Regions from separate parts of the Homo sapiens genome. Here region 2 is linked to region 1. Evidence: read pairs that join two places in POLR2A ChIA-PET (ENCODE). Cell type or tissue: A673. All regions are shown on one strand. Links, peaks and the distances in the headings refer to the core of each region. The heading gives the core; the rest is flanking DNA.

Region 1 (9,389 bases), core at 167-8,166:
GGAGGCTGAGGCAGGAGGATCACTTGAATCCAGGAGATTGAGACCAGCCTAGGCAACACAGCAGGACTCTCATCTCCATGAAAAAAAAAATTAAAAATCAGGCCGGGCTCAGTGGCTCACGCCTGTAACCCCAACACTTTGGGAAGCCGAGGTGGGGGGTTCACCTGAGGTCAGGAGTTTGAGACCAGCCTGGTCAACATGGTGAAACCCCGTCTCTACTAAAAATATAAAAAATTAGCCAGGCTTGGTGGCAGGCACCTGTAATCCCAGCTACTTGGGAGGCTGAGGCAGGAGAATTGCTTGAACCTGGGAGGCGGAGGTTGCAGTGAGCCAAGATCGAGCCACTGCACTCCTGCACTCTAGCCTAAGCAGCAAGAGCAAAACTCTGTCTCAGAAAAAAAAAAAAATTAAAAAATCAGCTGGGTATGGTGGGACACACCTATAGTCCCAGCTAGTCGGGAGGATGAGGCAGGAGGATCGCTTGAGCCCAAGAGTTGGAGGCTGCAGTGAGCTATGATCACACCACTGCACTCCAGCCTGGGTAGCAAAGTGAGATCTTGTCTCGAAAAATAAATAAATACACACATAAATGAAGTTAAAAACAAAAAAGCAAAGAAGGCAGTGGTAGTGGTTAGGGAGCACAGACGCCCTGGAGGATGTTCCAGCCACTGAGTGGAGACAGACACGCTGCGGCTGCAGGCTCTTCTGGAAGAGGCAGTCGTGGTCTGCTCCTGTGTGGATCCGGCCTCCCCTACTGGACTTTGGGGCTGGTGTCTCGGTGGCGCTCATCTCTCCCTGCGGCGCCAGGCTCAGGGCACTGCTCGCGGCAGATGTTCAGAAATGAGCCACTGGGCTCTCTTCATTCCTCTCCCTACCCAGACCCATTCTTCAGGGTGACAGCCAAGAATGAGGAGCAGGGACAGGAAGGCGTGTCCTGCCTGAGCAAAGTCTACGTGACCCTGCCCGAGAGCACCGTCACCCTGCTTAAGGGCAGACGCACTCTGGTGAGCCCCATTCCACCCCCACCATCCTTGCAGGGTCTGACTGTGTGTCCTGGCCAACCCTTCCAATCCCTGAACCTTTCCACGGATGGGGTTCAACAAGACAGTGACCTGCAATCCCAGCTCCTTGGGAGGCTAAAGTGGGAGGATTGCTTGAGGCCAGGAGTTTGAAGCCAGCCTGGGCAAGATAGCAAGACCCTGTCTCTTAAAAAATAGAAAAAATTAGCCTGGTGTGGTGGCACTTGCCTGTTGTCCCCTCTACTCCAGAGGCTGAGGTGGGAGGATTGCTGGAGCCTGGGAGGTCGAGGCTGCAGTGAGCTGTGATTGCACCATTGCACTCCAGCCTAGGCAACATAGTAAGACACTGTCTCCTAAAAACAAAAACAAAAACAAAACAGTGGTGAGGAAGCTCCAGTCCACTCCTGGTGGATGAGATTGTTAGGCCGCTGTGGATGGTGTCCTGCCTCCCAGCTATGGAAATGAAAGTCTGCTGGGGTCCTCCTTGACCCCCAGCTCTGTCTGTCTCTTGCCTCTGCCCTGCCTTCCAGGTTGGGGGTCAGCAAGTTACTCTCCCAGCCATACCCTCTAAAGGCGTCTTCCTGGGTGCAAGCGGGCGGTTTGTGGAGCTGCAGACGGAGTTCGGTTTGCGGGTGAGATGGGATGGTGACCAGCAGCTGTATGTTACTGTGTCCAGGTAAGGCAGTGTCCCAGCCAGGCAGCTGCCACTTCTTCCTGCTGCCTCTTCCTGCTGCCTCTTCTTCCTGCTGCCCACCCTGCCCACTCCCCTTCCATCCCTGGCACCACTACTTGATCCTTTATGCATTCACGGATGGGAAGCACCCTGCTTAAGTGGCAGGGATCCCTTTGGACCAGGAGACAGGAGAAAATGGTTTCGGGGCATGTGATAGATAGCAGGATGGATGTACATGCTTTGGGAATGTGCTAGAAGGAGCACTAGTGAGTTCTGGAGGCTTTCTGAAGGGCAGTCACCTGGTCCCATTCTCGAAGGAAGAGTGGCTCCCCAGATGGACAAAACAAGGGAAAGCAAGATTCTTCTTCTTCTTTTTTTTGAGACAGGATCTCTCGCTCTGTTCCCTAGGCTGGAGTGCAGTGGTGCTATCTCGGCTCACTGCAACCTCTGCCTCCCAGGTTCAGCAATTCTCCTGCCTCAGCCTCCCAAGTAGCTGGGATTACAGGCGCACACCACCATGCCCAGCTAATTTTTGTTTTTAGTAGAGATGGGATTTCATCATGTTGCCCAGGCTTGTCTCGAACTCCTGACTTCAGGCGATCCTCCTGCCTCGGCCTCCCAAAGTCTTGGAATTACAGGGGAGCCACTGTGCCCGGCGAAAGAAAGACTTTATAAAAATACTTTATAGAGGCCAGGTGCAGGGGTTCCCGCCTGTAGCCCTGAACTTTGGGAGGCTGAGACGGGAGAATCCCTTGGGGCCAGGAATTCCAGACCAGCCTGGGCAACATAGTGAGACCATATCTCCACAAAAAAATTTAAATATTAGCCAGGCGTAGTGGCCTGCACCTATAATCTCAGCATGCTGGGAGGCCGAAGCAAGAGGATCACTTGAGGCCAGGAGTTCCAGACCAGCCTGGACAACATAGTGAGATCCTGTCTCTTAAAAAAAAATTAGCTTCTCGTGGTGGTACTTGCCTGTAGTCTCAGCTACTCAGGAGGCTGAGGTGGGAGAATCGCTTGAACCCAGGAGTTGGAGGCTGCAGTGAGCCGAGATTGCACCACTGTGCTCCAGCCTGAGCCACAGAGGGTGACCCTATCTCTAAAATAAATAAAAAAATAAATAAATAATTTGGCCAGGCACGGTGGCTGACACCTGTAATCCCAGCACTCTGGGAGGCCAAGGCAGGCAGATTAGGAGTTTGAGACCAGCCTGGCCAACATGGTGAAACCCCATCTCTACTAAAAATACAAAAAAATTAGCTGGGCGTGGTGGTGTGTGCCTGTAATCCCAGCTACTCGGAAGGCTGAGGCAGGAGAATCACTAGAACCCGGGAGGTGGAGGTTGCAGTGAGCCGAGGTTGCACCACTGCCCTCTAGCCTAGGTGACGGAGAGAGACTCCATCTGAAAAAAAGGATAAATAAATAAATAAATAAATAAATAAATAAATAAATAAAGTGGGAGTGTTTTAGGGCCAGCAAGGGGTTTGCTGTGGCTGGACAATGAACAGAGGGGAAGGAGGCTTGGGGGAGGGCCATGGGGTCCTCTTGTCCAGTCCGCACCTCTTCATCCTCCTCACGCCCTCTGTTTTAGGATCCCAGCTCCTTGCCTTCTCTGCCACTGCCCCTCGAGGACCGAGGCTGCTTCTCTCCATTAACGCCAGCTCCTCTCCTGTTCCCCTAGCACATACTCTGGCAAACTCTGTGGTTTGTGTGGGAACTATGACGGCAACAGTGACAATGACCACCTGAAGTTGGACGGCAGCCCAGCAGGAGACAAGGAGGAGCTGGGGAACAGCTGGCAGACGGACCAGGACGAGGACCAGGAGTGAGCAAGGAGCCCTCCCACCGGGGCCCTGGGAAGGTTCCGTCCCCTTCCTGGAACTCTCTTTTTTTTTTTTTTTTTTTTTTTTGAGATGGAGTCTCCTTCTGTCGCTTAGGCTGGAGTGCAGTGGTGCGATCTCAGCTCACTGCAACCTCCGCCTCCCAGGCTCAAGCAATTATCCTGCCTCAGTCTCCCGAGTAGCTGGGATTACAGGCACCTGCCACCACACACAGCTAATTTTAGTATTTTTGTAGAGATGGGGTTTCACCATGCTGGCCAGGCTGGTCTCAAACTCCTGGCCTCAAGTGATCCACCTGCCTTGGCCTCTCAAAGTTCTGGGATTACAGGTGTGAGCCACCACACCACCACGTCCAGCCCTCCACCCGCCCTTTTTTTTTTTTTGAGATGGGATCTCCCTCTGTCTTCCAAGCTGGAGTGCAATGGCACGATCGTGGCTTACTGCAGCCTCAAACTCCTGAGCTCAAGCAATCCTCCCTTCTCTGCCTCCCAAGTAGCTTGGACTACACCATGCCCAGCTAACTTTAACAAAATTTTTTGGTAGACATGGGGTTCTCACCAGATGGGGGGTTGACCAGGCTGCTGGCCCTCCCCAACGGTTTTTTTTTTTTTTTTTGAGATGGAGTCTTGCTGTGTCACCCAGGCTAGAGTGTAGTTGTGCAATCTCAGCTCACTGAAACCTCTGCCTCCTGGGCTCAAGTGATTCTCACGCCTCAATCCCAATGAGATTATAGGCACATGCCACCACACCTGTCTGATTTTTGTATTTTTAGTAGAGACGGGGTTTCATCATGTTGGCCAGGCTGGTTTCGAACTCCTGACCTCAGGTGATTCACCTGCCCTGGCCTCCCAAAATGCAAAATGCCGGGATTACAGGCATCACCACCACACCCAGCCTGTGCCCTCCCTTTAAAAAATGACTGGCATTGCCCCTTTCTCCTCTCTACCCTGGAGACTTCAAGTTGTTCTTTCAGTTGCTCAATATTCTTTTTTGTTTGTTTGTTTGTTTGTTTTTAGAGACAGGGCCTTGCTCTGTCGCCCAGGCTGGAGTGCAGTGGTTCAATCACAGCTCACTGCAGGCTCCAACTCCTGGGCTCAACAGATTCTCTCACCTCAGCCTCCTGAGTAGCTGGGGCTATGGACGTGCGCCATATGAAATATGAAATAAATAATTTCATATTTATTTTTAAAGAGATGGGATCTCAGTGTGTTACCCAGGCTGGCCTGGAACTCCTGGGCTCAAGCAATTCTCCCTGCCTCGGCCTCCCACAGTGCCTGGCCAGGGCTCAGTGGTCAAACATCCTCTGGGAGGGGTTTCCCAGCTGACAGGCTGGTTTGCCGGTCCCGGCCTGCCAGCCTTGCTGCCTGCTGGGTTAGGGATGAGCTGGAAGCGAGCTTTGTCTTTAGGGAGTTTGGGGTGGGTCTCTTGCAGGTGTCAGAAGTACCAGGTGGTGAATTCCCCGTCTTGTGATTCATCTCTGCAGAGCAGCATGTCGGGGCCAGGGTTCTGTGGACGGCTGGTCGACACTCATGGCCCATTTGAGTATGAAGGAGGGCAGGCAGGGTCGCACAGGGGCGATGCTTGGCACCTGGGCTCCTCCAAGGCTCTACCCCCTTCCACTGCATTCCCCCTGACTTGGTCACTCCCCTCAGGACATGCCTGCTGCACGTGAAGGCCGCTTCCTTCTTCGACAGCTGCATGCTTGATATGTGCGGATTCCAGGGGCTGCAGCACCTGCTGTGCACACACATGTCCACCATGACCACCACCTGCCAGGACGCAGGCCACGCTGTGAAGCCCTGGAGGGAACCCCACTTCTGCCGTGAGTTGTGCCAAACTCAGAGGAGAGGCCGGGCACGGTGGCTCACACCTATAATCCCAGCACTTTGGGAGTCCGAGGCAGGTGGATCATGAGATCAGGAGTTTGGGACCAGCCTGGCCAACACCCCGTCTCTACTAAACATACCAAAATTAGCCAGGCATGGTGGCATATGCCTGTAGTCCCAGCTACACTGGAGGCTGAGGCAGGAGAATCGCTTGAACCCGGGAGGCAGAGGTTGCAGTGAGCCGAGATTGCGCCACTGCACTCCAGCCTGGGCGACAGAGTGAGACTCCATCTCAAAAAATAAAATAAAATAAATAAATAAATAAATAAAAATACAGAAATTAGCTGTGTGTGGCAACGGGTACCTGTAATCCCAGCTACTTGGAGGCTGAGGCAGGAGAATTGCTTGAACCTGGGAGGCGGAGGTTGCAGTGAGCCGAGATTGCACCACTGCACTCCAGCCTGGGTGACAGAATGAGACTCCATCTCAAAAAATAATAAAAATAATAAATAAATAAATATACAAAAATTAGCTGTGTGTGGCAACGGGCGCCTGTAATCCCAGCTACTTGGGAGGCTGAGGCAGGAAAATCGCTTGAACCCGGGAGGTGGAGGTTGCAGTAAGCAGAGATTGCGCCACTGCACTACAGCCTGGGCAGTGAGAGCGAAACTCTGTCTTTAAAAAAAAAAAAGTGTTTCTGTGCAGCCCAAGTCATCACACGCAGGCACACGGTACAGGCCCTAGGCAGGGGAGGCAACGAGGCTGCCTCCCAGCTCCTGGTGTGGCCCAGCTCTTTGGGGAAGCTGCTTTAGGGCAGGCCTATCCCCTGACTCAGACCTCACAGGTGGCCCCGGTCCCCTGCGGGCCAACAGCTCACCTGGGGCATGTCTACACAGCAGCGCTGCCAGTGGTGGGTCCATCTGCTCCCACCATAGGTCTATCTAAGTCTCTCAGGGCCGGCGCCTTAGTGCTGGCCCTGCAGCCCCAGGGAGCCAGCCAGGCTCCTTGGGGAAGCTTCTCACAGTCACTCTCTCTTCTCGAGATTGGCCAGAAGCCTGGAGCTGGGGCCCTTCCGAACGTGTCCTTCCTGTTTCCCACCCAGCCCCGTGGCTTGTTCGTCTCCTTCTCACCCAAGCTTCTCCCTCCACCAGCAATGGCCTGCCCGCCCAACAGCAAGTACTCCCTGTGTGCGAAGCCATGCCCTGACACCTGCCATTCAGGATTCTCCGGCATGTTCTGCTCAGACCGGTGCGTGGAGGCCTGTGAATGCAATCCGGGCTTCGTCCTCAGTGGCCTCGAGTGCATACCTCGCTCCCAGTGTGGGTGCCTCCACCCTGCAGGCAGCTACTTCAAGGTGAGCGGCTGCGTGGACCTCTCAGCCCTGCAGCTAGAAAGGGCCTGCTCCCTGCTCTCACACCCCCTGCAAGCTCTTTCTTTTCTTTTCGTTTCTTGTTTTGTTTTGTTTTTGAGACGGAGTTTTGCTCTGTCGCCAGGCTGGAGTGCAGTGGCACGATCTCGGCTCACTGCAACTTCCGCCTCCTGGGTTCAAGTGATTCTCCTGCCTCAGCCTCCCGAGTAGCTGGGACTACAGGCATGCACCACCATGCCCAGCTAATTCTTGTATTTTTAGTAGAGACGGGGTAGGGGGCGGTTTCACCATGTTGGCCAGGATGGTCTTGATCTCTTGACCTTGTGATCTGCCCACCTGGGCCTCCCAAAGTGCTGGGATTACAGGCATGAGCCACCATGCCTGGCCCTTGTTTTTTGGTTTTTTGTTGTTGTTTTTGGTTTTTGTTTTTTTTTTGAGACAGAGTCTCGATCTGTTGTCCGGGCTGGAGTGCAGTGGCACGGTCTCAGCTCACTGCAACCTCCGCCTCCCAGGTTCAAGCGATTCTCCCGCCTAAGCCTCCCAAGTAGCTGGGATTACAGGCGTGCACTACCACGCCAGGCTAATTTTTGTATTTTTAGTACAGATGGGGTTTCTCCATGTTGGCCAGGCTGGTCTCAAACTCCTGACCTCAAGTGATCCACCCGCCTTGGCCTCCCAAAGTGCTGGGATCACAGGCGTGAGCCGCCACACCTGGCCTCGGATAGATCAATTTTGGTTGAAATGATGAACAGACCCAGAAATGATGTAGTGACTGAAAAAACGAATGGATGCCAAGCTTTTGCAGCGAATCTCGGAGCTTCAGGAAGAGAGGATGTCTCCCCACTATTAAGCCAGTGATCTGAACAGCTCTGGTGAGCTCTGGTGTCAGATCTGGGAAAAAACAAAACAAAGCAAAAAAAAACACTTTCTCTTCCTTCCCTGCTGTCTTCCCCAGGTAGGGGAGCGGTGGTACAAGCCAGGCTGCAAAGAGTTGTGCGTCTGTGAAAGCAACAACAGAATTCGCTGCCAGCCCTGGAGGTGTAGGGCCCAGGAGTTCTGTGGCCAACAGGATGGTATCTATGGCTGCCATGCCCAAGGTGAGCCATCAGGGTGGAAGGTGAGCTGGGGGCTGCCCAGGCAACACCAGGCAAGGTGATGGGTCCTGCCCAAAGCAGCTTCCCCAGACAGCTGAGTCTCCACCAGGGCCTGGGAGGGGCAGCAGGGGCAGCATTTTCAGGGACCCAAAGGGTGAGGTTGGGGACGTCAGTGTTTCTCTTAGGCAGCTCCAAGCCAAGCCAACCACACTTCCTAGGGAAACACCACATCTGTGGGTGGGCCGTGGGGACCATGCCAATGTGGGCTCTCCAGGATGGCAGCTCTGAGTCAAAGCTTCCGGGGCATGGAGGAGTGAGACTGTGAACTCCATCTTCTTCTCCACAGGTGCCGCCACCTGCACAGCCTCGGGTGACCCCCACTACCTGACCTTCGATGGCGCCTTGCACCACTTCATGGGCACCTGCACCTATGTCCTGACCCGGCCTTGCTGGTCCAGGTCCCAAGACAGCTATTTTGTTGTGAGCGCCACCAACGAGAACCGCGGGGGGATCCTGGAGGTCTCCTACATCAAAGCCGTCCACGTGACAGTCTTTGACCTCAGCATCTCACTGCTCAGAGGCTGTAAGGTCATGGTGGGTGTCTTCCTCCTGCCTCCTGGACCCTGAACACCCAGCCTGCTTGCTTCTCTCCTGTGCCCCTCCTTGCCCGGATGCCCACCTCTCTGGCTCCTTAGAGCACCTGGGAAGCACCTGCAGCTGACCCAGACCCTCTTCTCTGGACTCCCTCCTCCCTCTGTGAAATACCCACCAGCACCAGCCCCTCCTGCTCCCAGTTTTTTGCCGTTTTTTTTTTTTTTTTTTTTTTTTTTGAGACAGGGTCTTGCTCTATCACCCAGGCTGGAGTGCAGTGGTGCGATCATAGCTTATTGTGGCCTTGACCCCCTGGGCTCAAGTGATCCTCCCACCTCGGCCTCCTAAGTAGCTGCAACTATAGGCATGCACCACCTGCACGGCTAATTTTTTTTTTCACTTTTTGTAGAGACGGGCTTTCTCCATGTTGCCCAGGCTGATCTCGAGATCCTGGGCTCAAGCGATCCTCCGCCTCGGCCTCCCAAAGTGCTGGGTTTGCAGGCATGAGCCCCCGTCCTTGCCTTTATCCCGAGTTCTTTCCTGACTCTCCTTTCTACGTCCTCCCTGCCTCTGCAGCTGAATGGCCATCGGGTGGCCCTACCTGTGTGGCTTGCACAAGGCCGGGTGACCATAAGGCTCAGCAGCAACCTCGTCCTCCTCTACACGAACTTTGGGCTCCAAGTTCGCTACGACGGGAGCCACTTGGTGGAAGTGACAGTCCCCTCCTCCTATGGCGGCCAGCTCTGTGGGCTGTGTGGTGAGTTTCCTGGGCACCTGCGGGGAAAGCTGGGACAATGAGTAGGCGTGTGACCTGGTCCCAGCTCCCCCAACATCTCTGTGAGGTGTTCTAAGTACTTGTCAACTGACTAATTCGTTGAGGACATTAGGCATGAAGGTAGGAGTTAAGGGAAGACGGAGATGAAGAGACAGAAAGGGGCCAGGCGCGGTGGCTCATACCTGTAAATGCAACACTTTG
Region 2 (9,878 bases), core at 1,714-9,713, 210 kb before region 1:
AGGCTGCTAGTTTCTGCTGTTCCTAAATTTACATACATACTGCCACAATTGTAGGTCCCACACCTGACCTAGTTTTATTCATTTGGTTTTCTTCCAGTACCTAATTTCCTTAACCTAGATGTGGATCTGTTTAATTTCCCCAACATACACATATGCTTGTTTGTTTAGTTACATTTCTAATTCTTGGAGGATGAATCTGTCATTTGAATCTTAAGACGTGGTAAAAATTGCTGCTAAAAAGCATCTATTTGCAAAGCAGTGCTTTAAATGTTCTTTCTTGTTCTGGTTTGCCTGAATGCGTCTGTGAATGAACCACTGTTCCTCAGAAAGAAAATGGATGTTGAGGCCTGAGATCTCATTGACACAAGGATGGACGCTAACTTTGACACCCAGTTTTTTCAGCAAAGTATGACATATTTCCTTGATGTGGCTGTTTGGGTCCATCTTCAATCCATCGTTCTTCAGGTGTTTGTAATAGACACTTATCTCTTCTATTTCTGCCCAACTTTACTGTGATCACAGGAGTCAGAATTAAGGTGGGCAGAGCTCTGGGCTGGGTGTCAAGAATGCACTTGACAGCTCTTTATTTGTGACAAGTTCCTGCCCTCCTTGTGCCTTACTTTCCCTGTCGGGCTTGCTGGTGGTTCTTAGTTGAAGCATTTTAATCTCCATGGGAGGAAAGGTACAGTATGTTCTTCAATAATTCAGTACTTTTCCATCTGTCTGGGTTGGAGAGGTACACATGTACCTTGCCCCTGTTTTAGTCCCATCCCTCCATCCCCTCCTCTGTCACCTTTCATGTTGACCTCTGCTGGGCAGAGGTGGACAGAGTCTCTCACTAAATTACAGATGTAGGTGCTGTTTCATAAGGGGTGCATGAACCACTTGAAAAGCCCCGAAGGAAGTGATAAATTACTAAAGGGATGAGAAAAAGCTCGACGTGGGGTGGTGGGCGGGGGGGTGGGGATGAGAGAGGTGAGGGCAGAGGGAGACATGTAAAAAAGATTGAGGTTGAGCCTAAAGGGAAGGGCGGCTGGATGCTATCAGGAGTCTACCTGGCTCTAATCAACAGGACAGCTGTTTATCATTGCTGCTGAGGAGGAACAAAGGAAATGGGTTGAAGCAGAATTTAGATCAGGAAGAGGGTTCCTAAAATTAGTGAAATTGACCCTGGAGCAGGGTAATAGGAGAGCCTTCCTCTTAGGGACTATTAAAAGTTCCTAACAGGGACTCTTCATGGTGATGTTTGCATCCAAGATAAGAGCTAAACTGGTTTAGTTGTATCCTGTTCAGAAGCAGAGGAGTGAAATCCCAGAGCAAAGAAACACGATCTGGGGTGTATGAATCTGAACACAATTGTTCAAAGGCAAGGATTTCCCAAGTCCAAATTTGGCACAAATGAAAAAGAACTTGGGTGCTGGGTGGAACTGGTTTTTTTCCATTGTTGACCTGGCAGAACTTTCTTATCTGAGCAGCTGAGCAGGTTTGATGCTTTTATGAAGCAAGATAGAAGCAAAAATATGGGCCAGCATGAGGGTGATGATCACAGAAAAACAAAAGGTGTGGTATTTGTGGAAATAGTACTATGCCTAATGGAATCAGAGAGGAGACGGGAGGGAGGGAAAGAGAGAGGACTGGGCAGTTGTTAGCAGCTACACATACAAGTGGCTTCAGCTGCCAAATAATTCAGAATACTTCATATGCCCTTTAGGTGCCCTGTGAAAAAGAAACTGAAGTGGATAAAGACAACCTGACTGGCTGGAGGCTTGAGTCCTAGTAATAATGTACTTTCCATTGGAAAAACTTACTCTATTCTGAGAAAATAAATTGATCTCTGTTCCTCCCCAGCACTTCCTGGTTAGAAATACCAGAATGAATTTGCTGTGATTACCTCTTTTGGGAGGAACCTGAGAGTTATGTTGGGGAGCTGGGTGCAAGTGGGAGAGCTGGGCCTGTTTAATTCCAGGCCAGTGACTCACATCTGGTCCGCTGCATGACCCTGGTGTGTACCCAGTGAAATGCAGCACACCTAGGCCACATGGTTTTAGCTACCAGGAGGAAGGGGGCTCTCGTTTCTAAATTGCTTCTTTTGGCCAGCAGTGGCCTCTCTGTGATTCAGAAAGAAAAACTCTGACTCATAGGCCATGTAACTAGGCCCCCTTCCTAGGCTGCAGTGTTGCCTTGTAGAGAATTCTCCCTGCCCCCAGACTGTGGCTCTGGTTGTACAAAATCCAGTCTACAGACATCAAGGTCAGAGCAATGCTTTTTGTACTGTGCTATGGAAACATCCTGTTCCATCAGATTCATTTGGCCCAAAGCACCTAAATCATTTCTTATTTTCTCTGCCTTCCCATCATCCTGTCACGTCTGCCGCCCCCCCCGCCCGCCACCCCCACCAAAAATAAACTCTTTTAGTCCAGGCTCAACCATAAGTTCTGTTCTAAGCATCCCATTTTGATTGATGCCTGGGTTGAGTCCTGCCTCCTCCCCCTAACAAGGAAGCATACCTCCCTGTTTACAGTTCGCTAACAGTTCCTGGTTATCCATTCAGGAAATGTCAATGACCTTTTTGTGATAGGCTTAGAATCTGTTTTTCTAGTGTAAACATAATACATTTTACCTTCCCCATGACTGTTTCTCTTCCTTCCGCAACTGCTGCATCCTGGAGTCACGTTCTCCCTGATCCATCAGTGCCTGACTGAATAGCACCCTACTGCAGTAAGAAGTACCTTTGTCCAGGCTTCCTGGGTTCTTCTTGTGAGCTCCTGGTGATAAGATAACTCTGTCCTATAATTTTTGTATCCCCCACAGTGCCTCCCATAATGCCTTGTGTTTTGGCAAAGTAAATTTTGTTTGTAGGAGGTGAAGGAGAAGACCTTTGAGATCACAGGGACAATGAGGTCTGGCTAGACTTCAGAAAGCCCTGACATTCTGAAGGGGAAGGGCCTAGTGGTTAAGGTGAGAAAGTCTAAAAGCAGGCTGGCTAGAATTAAAAGCAAAACCAAACCAAGCCATTAGCAAGAGAGGCCTTAGGAGAGAGAATGGACTATCTCTGAAATGTGATCGGAAGACAGTCTTCGGGGCAGACCAAGCTTAAGAGCTATTGTTTGATATGTAGTAACAAAGCCTTGCTTTCGTTTTTCCCTGAGCTTATCTTTCCTTGGGGGCATCAGTCCTCTTTGATATTGCTTGTCTTTTATAAGAGCATTTTTGAGACCCTTTATACCTAAAGGTCTAGCAGCAGAATTGCTGCAAACAGCGTCAACTGGAGCCTCCAGTGTCCTGTCCTTTGTTAAAATCCCATAATGAGTAATTTATCATCCGCAGGGTGGCCGCCCTTACTGTTCACTCTGTACTGAGTCCGCCCACTCCCTGCCCCCCACCCCCACCACCGCTGCTTTTGCTTACACCTCGCTGCTGTTCTCCCAGACTTGGCAGGAGCACTTGGATTCTGTGTGTGCACCTGTTAGTGTGAATGTATGTTTTCCCCACCTTCTTTGTGAATTTTCAGGATTTTCATCTGTTAAATATTTTTGTCTCTTTTTCCCCCTTTGCGCTTCCTGAGGATGTCAGCCAGGACCCTATTCTGGATTTTTATTTGAGCAACTCGATTTGGCCATTTTTTTTTTTTCCATGAGAGTAAAAGTCTGAAGAGGCCTCATCTGCTGAGACTGCTTCCCTCCTGTCCCAGGATCTAGCTTGTTTTGGTTTGGGCAGTTTTGTTTAATCCAGTGAGGGTAGTAGACCTAGACCAGAATAATACTTAAGGTGCAAGGACAGGGGAACCTATGAAGCCCTGCCTGGCTTAGCCCCAAGTTTCCTGTATTAGAACACTCCTGAGACCAGTTGAGTGGGGACAAGGAAGCCTTCTCTTCTCTTATAATCTCCACAGGGTTCCTGGAGGCAGAACTGGATTCCCAGGGAGTTAACAGAACATACAGAGGAGGCACAAAAGCATTGCCACAGGTTACATATTCCTCGCCCATGCCAGCCTTATAGCTCATGGTTGAACTTGACTTCTTCCTGCTTTATTGAGAGATACAGAAATAAGAAAATCAAATATTTCTTTTCCTAGAGATGGCTTCCTGAAAGAGAGGGACCCTCTCCATCCCACCACCACTCCACCCTTCTTTGTAGACACAAGGAGGACCAGCTGGGCTAGAGACTGTTTTTTGTCACCATATCCTGTTTTTGTTAGTGTTATCAAGAATAGTACTGGGCCTTCATTTTTGCCTTCCCTCATGCTTGAAGGATTTGTGTTTTTGTGGGCCCTGGGACCTTGGGGATGGGCTGTAGGTCTAAAACAATGATAAAGTAGGAAGTGGGAAGTGGTCACGTGTCTGAGTTCCCAGAAGTACCCCCCTCGGCCTACAGGCTGAACACTGAAACTACTGGGATCTGAGCCAGGCTAGAGGAGGCTTCTGGATGGGCAGGCTCTACCTTTCCTCTCCAGAACTACTGGGATCACAGGATGTTCCTGACTCTCTCTTCCCTGTCTCTTTGGAGATTCTTTTTTTTGGGGGTTGGAGGGGGGTGGTGGGAGTGGGGACAGAGTCTTGCTGTTGCCCAGGATGGAGTGCAGTGGGGTGATTTTGGCTCACTGTAGCCTCTGCCTCCCAGGTTCAAGCGATACTTGTGCCTTAGCCTCCTGAGTAGCTGAGATTACAGGCGTGCACTACCATGCCCGGCTAATTTTTGTATTTTTAGTAGAGACAGGTTTTCACCATATTGGCCAGGCTGGTCTCGAACTCCTGGCCTCAAGTGAGCTGCCTGCCTCGGCCTTCTAAAGTGCTGGGATTACAGGTGTGAGTCACTGTGCCTGGCCTCTCTTTGGAGACTTCTAATATCTCCAAAATATTCCAAATATTTCCCTTCTTTCCTGGAATTAGGAAGTAGCTTCAGATGGGGGGGTTCTATCTGAGCTTAGTTTATATGCTATTCTTTCACCCTTTCTCCCTCCTCCTCCTCCTCCCATGAACAGCCTGCCATGCTAACTGCATTATACTTCTCTTTCTTCCTGTTTCTCTCCCATAGGAGAGGGCTGAACCCCCCTCATCGTGTCAAGTCAATCTCCATGACAACTTTCACTGAGCCTGAAGTAGTATTCCTGCAATCCCGTGGAAATGAGGTGAGCTGCCACCGATGGAGTGGTGAGAAGGTCACCTATCTGCAGGTGGGGCTTTGCCTCAAGATTGTAGGGAAACCTTACGGTTTTATTTTTGGTTGAGTTTCTCTTAATTTTTTCATATGTATGATTTCTTTCCTTAGGTATATTTACAGAATCTTTATTCTGTTATACAAATCATGGTTTGTCTAGGCCTCCTTTTCAGGAGTCAGGGGAAGTAGCAATATCGTTGTAGGATGTGGCACCTGAGCAATGGAGGGGTAGAATGACCAGAGCTCCAGAGCGTGAGCATTCAGAGTTGACTGGGCCAGCCCCTCTGAGGAAGCTTTCCTGGAGCCAGCTCTGCTGCCTTCAGCCTCGACAACCTGGATTTAAGTGCATATCTTGTACTGGAAAGTGACTTAAACCCCTTCCCTAGCTAAATCTGCCGATCAGAAGTTGCTATCCTTGGCGTTAGCAGTACCCCAGCTTATGGGTGATTGGTTTACTTAGAGGGTATCCTCAAGGGCCTCTGGAGGTGTCCTGGAAGCCAGAGCTCTGAAAATTGTCCTGGACCCTACCCTTAGTGAAATTTAATTCTCCATAATTCTCATGGCCCTCTATTTTCCTTTTTCAATACATGTCACAAAATGTGATTATAACTTTAGTTTTATTTATCTAAGATATGACTGCCCCATTGGATTATAAACTCTGCGAGGACAGGAATCATATCTGGTTTGTAGGTAGACCCAGATCCTAGCACTGTGTCCATGCTCAATATTTGTTTATTTATTTATTTATTTATTTATTTATCAGAGACAAGCTCTTGCTTGCTCTGTCACCCAGGCTGGAGCTTAATGGTGCAATCTTGGCTCACTGCAACCTCAACCTCCTGGGCTCAAACGATCCTCCCACCTCAGCCTCCCAAGTAGCTCGAACTATAGGCACATGCCACCATGCTCCACTAATTTTTGTATTTTTTTAGAGAGTGGGTTTCGCTGTGTTGCCCAGACTGCTCTTGAACTCCCGTACTCAAGTGATCCACCCACCTCGGCCTTTCAAAGTGCTGAGATTACAGGTGTGAGCCACCACATCCAGCCAATATGTATTTACTGATGAATAAATAGGAAGTGGTGGCTGGGCGCGGTGGCTCATGCCTGTAATCCCAGCAGTTTGGGTAGCTGAGGTGGGCAGATAACGAGGTCAAGAGATCGAGGCCATCCTGGCCAACATGGTGAAACCTCATCTCTATTAAAAGTACAAAAATTAGCTGGGCGTGGTGGCGCATGCCTATAGTCTCAGCTACTTGGGAGACTGAGGCAGGAGAATTGCTTGAACCCCGGAGGTGGAGGTTGCAGTGAGCTGAGATCGTGCCACTGCACTCCAGCCCGGCGACAGAGCGAGACTCCGTCTCAAAAAAAAAAAAAAAAAAAAAAAAAGGAAGTGGTATTTTTTGTATTTCCTGCTTTCTGCTCCCACTCCTCTGACACCTTCATTCTTTTAGGTTTGCCGGAAGATTTGGTTGGGTCTGTTTGATGCTCGGACATCTTTAGTACCAGATTCCAGGGATCCTCAGAAAGTGAAGGAGTTTCTCCAGGAAAAATATGAGAAGAAGAGATGGTAAGGAGTAGGAAAGAGGTTGCTATGGAAACGTGTTCAAGACATTCTTCATCTGACAGTCCAGTTTCTAGAGTTGAATTTGGCCTTCTCACAAAAGACTAGACTTGGGTCGATTCTGTTCCACTCACATTCAGTTACGGCTAAAATAAATCTACATGAAAGGACAACTTGTTCTCAGTCACTAACCCTGCAGATTTTATGTCCTCTCTTTTGGAGAGATAGTAGACTGATTGGAGTCGGGAGGTAGGCCTGTGGGTGTTCATTTTTATAGCTCAGCTGATCTTATGTATGGGGAGAGATGGCTGGAAGCACACATCCTATAGTTTTATTCCTTTAACCCATCATTTTATGATTTTTTTTTTTTTTTGAGACAAGGTCTCACTCTGTTGCCCAGGCTAGAGTGCAGTGCCACAGTCACAGCTTACTGCAGTCTCAGCTTCTTGGAGCTCAGGTGATCCTCCTACCTCATCCTCCCCAGTAACTGGGACTACAGGTGTGTGCCACCATGCCTGGCTAATTTATATATATATATATATATATATATATATATATATATTTCTTTTTTTTTTTTTTTTTGAGACAGAGTCTCGCTCTGTCACCCAGGCTGGAGTGCAGTGGCGTGATCTCGGCTCACTCCAAGTTCCACCTCCCAGGTTCACGCCATTCTCCTGTCTCAGCCTCCCGAGTAGGTGGGACTACAGGCGCCCGCCACCACACCCAGCTAATTTTTTGTATTTTTAGTAGAGACGGAGTTTCACCGTGTTAGCCAGGATGGTCTCGATCTCCTGACCTCGTGATCCGCCCACCTTGGCTCCCAAAGTGCTGGGATTACAGGCGTGAGCCACTGCGCCCGGCCTTAATTTTTATATTTTTTGTAGAAATGAGGTTTCACCACGTTGCCCAGGCTGGTCTGAAACTCCTGGGCTCAAATGATCTGCCTGCCTTGGCCTCGCAAAGTGCTGGGATTACAGGCGTGAGCCACCGTGCCCGGCCTTGTTTCATGATTTATATGTACAGTCAGCCCTCTGTATCTGTAGATTCTGCAACCATGGATCCAATCAACCTCACATCAAAAATATTTGGGAAAATAGGCCAGGCAAGGTGGCTCACGCCTATAATCCCAGCACTTTGGGAGGCTGAGGTGGGCAGACCACTTGAGGTCAGGAGTTCGAGACTAGCCTGGCCAACATGGTGAAACCCCGTCCCTACTAAAAATACAAAAAAAATTAGCTGGGTGTGGGGGTGGACACTTGTAATCCCAGCTACTCTGGAGGCTGAGGCAGGAAAATTGCTTGAACCCAGGAGGCGGAGGTTGCAGTGAGCTGAGATCATGCCACTGTACTCCAGCCTGGGCAAAGAGAGAGAGACTGTCTCAAAAAAAAAAAAAAAAAAAAAAAAAAGTAGGGAACACAAAAAATAACAATACAACAATAAAAAATAATACAAATAAGGCCAGGTGTGGTGGCTCATGCCTGTAATCCCAGCACTTTGGGAGACCGAGGCGGGTGGATCACAGGGTCAGGACTAGTTCAAGACTAGCCTGGCCAAGATGGTGAAACCCCGTCTCTACTAAAAATACAAAAAATTAGCCAGGCATGGTCATGGGCACCTGTAATCCGAGCTACTCAGGAGGCTGAGGCAGAGAACTGCTTGAACCCGGGAGGCAGTGGTTGCAGTCAGCTGAGATCGTGCCACTGTACTCTAGCCTGGGTGACAGAGTGAAACTCCGTCTCAAAAAAAAAATAATAATACAAATAAAAAGCAATACAATATAGCAACTATTGCATGGCATTTACATTGTATTAGGTATTATAAGTAACCTAGAGATGATTTAAAGTATATTGGAGGATATACATATTTGATGCAAATACTTCACCATATTATATAAGAGACTTGAGTGTCCCGTCCTCTGATTATGGAATTGTCAGGGGGATCCTGGAACCAGTTCCCTGAGGATACCATGGGACAACTATATTTTGTCTTCCTGATGAAGGAAACAGCATCTCCATTCTCCCTTACCTTTCCTCTCCCCTGGTATCACTTCTTGTGGGATCTCTGGGGTGTGTACATGTTGGGAGGTAACTGTGAGGTAGAGAAGAGAATGCAGAGAACAAAGAGATTGATGTGGATAAGACCACACTGTGGAGTCCCTCCTAGGGATGTCCTCAGGATTAAGCTGACACTTACAGAGTAGGGGCCACATACACTGTAGTGGAAGGGAATTGTCCCGGCAGGAGCTGGCAGGATGGAAGTGTGGATTGTGAGCACCTAGAGGATGAGGCGGCAGGCAGCTTTTCTATGGAGCTGAGAAGAAGGAGTCTGAAGAAACACCCAGGAAATAAAAGAGGGGGACCTTTGCCAGGTGTGGTGGCTCATGCCTGTAATCCCAGAACTTTGGAGGCTAAGGCAGGAGGATCACCTGAGGCCAAGAGGTTGAGACCACCCTGGGCAACATAGTGAGACCTCTTCTCTACAAATAATTAAAAAATTAGCCAGGCATGGTAGCATGTACTTGTTTGTGGTCCCAGCTACTTGGGAGGCTGAGGCAGGAGAATCACTTGAGCCTAGGTAGTTAAGGCTGTGTTGAGCCAACATTGCCCCACTGCACTCCACCCTGGGCAACAGCGAGACCCTGTCTCAAAAAAACCAAAAGATGTTCAAGGGGATGCTCAAGATAGGCAGAACTTTGCTAAGTTGCTCGGTTCCCTTCAAAAAAGGGAATCAGTAGAGAAAAATGAGCATAGATTTTGACTCCTGTGTCTTCCCAAACATCTCAGCTGAGCGTGGTCCAAAGTTTTATCCCTCTCTTTACAGCCTAACTATTCTTTCTCAAAGGTATGTCCCCCCAGACCAAGTCAAGGGGCCCACTTATACCAAAGGCAGTGCCTCCACCCCTGTGCAGGGCTCCATCCCAGAAGGGAAGCCCCTTCGGACACTTCTGGGTGATCCTGCACCGTCTCTCTCAGTTGCTGCCTCCACCTCGAGCCAGGTAACTCTCAGATCTGCTCGTCATGTTTCTTTTGAGATTTGGGAGACAGGAGTGTCAGTTTCCTGAATCAGATTCCCCGGACTTAGCAGACAACAGTGCAGGAGCTGTGAGTTGGGTCTCGGCTCTGCTGTTAACCTGTATCTTGTATTTGTCACTTCTGGACCT

The links. Peaks named below come from ENCODE experiments on the same cell type or tissue, not always from the same donor. Only the 100,000 strongest peaks of a DNase experiment are listed, where the experiment ranks them.
Region 2: POLR2A ChIA-PET joins it to region 1 with 7 read pairs; 2 of 35 experiments call an interaction of 5 or more read pairs at or near these places.

Annotation. Positions count from the first base shown.
Region 1 is chr7:100,758,842-100,768,230 of GRCh38, forward strand. ZAN (zonadhesin) reads left to right here. Exons shown (of 48, transcript NM_003386.3): 18 at 880-1,004; 19 at 1,550-1,695; 20 at 3,374-3,517; 21 at 4,965-5,075; 22 at 5,186-5,355; 23 at 6,511-6,713; 24 at 7,684-7,825; 25 at 8,169-8,416; 26 at 8,990-9,170. Among named protein-coding and RNA genes, the nearest start is that of ZAN, 30 kb to the left of the region's middle. In A673, for the core only: no CTCF peak of the experiment used is centred there; no DNase peak of the experiment used is centred there.
Region 2 is chr7:100,543,788-100,553,665 of GRCh38, forward strand. It overlaps AGFG2 (ArfGAP with FG repeats 2), which reads left to right. Exons shown (of 12, transcript NM_006076.5): 2 at 5,035-5,128; 3 at 6,609-6,724; 4 at 9,560-9,713. LOC124901708 (a long non-coding RNA gene) reads right to left here and starts at 2,709. Exons shown (of 2, transcript XR_007060453.1): 1 at 2,621-2,709. In A673, for the core only: no CTCF peak of the experiment used is centred there; a DNase peak (open chromatin) is centred at 2,154; H3K27ac peaks cover 2,324 bases.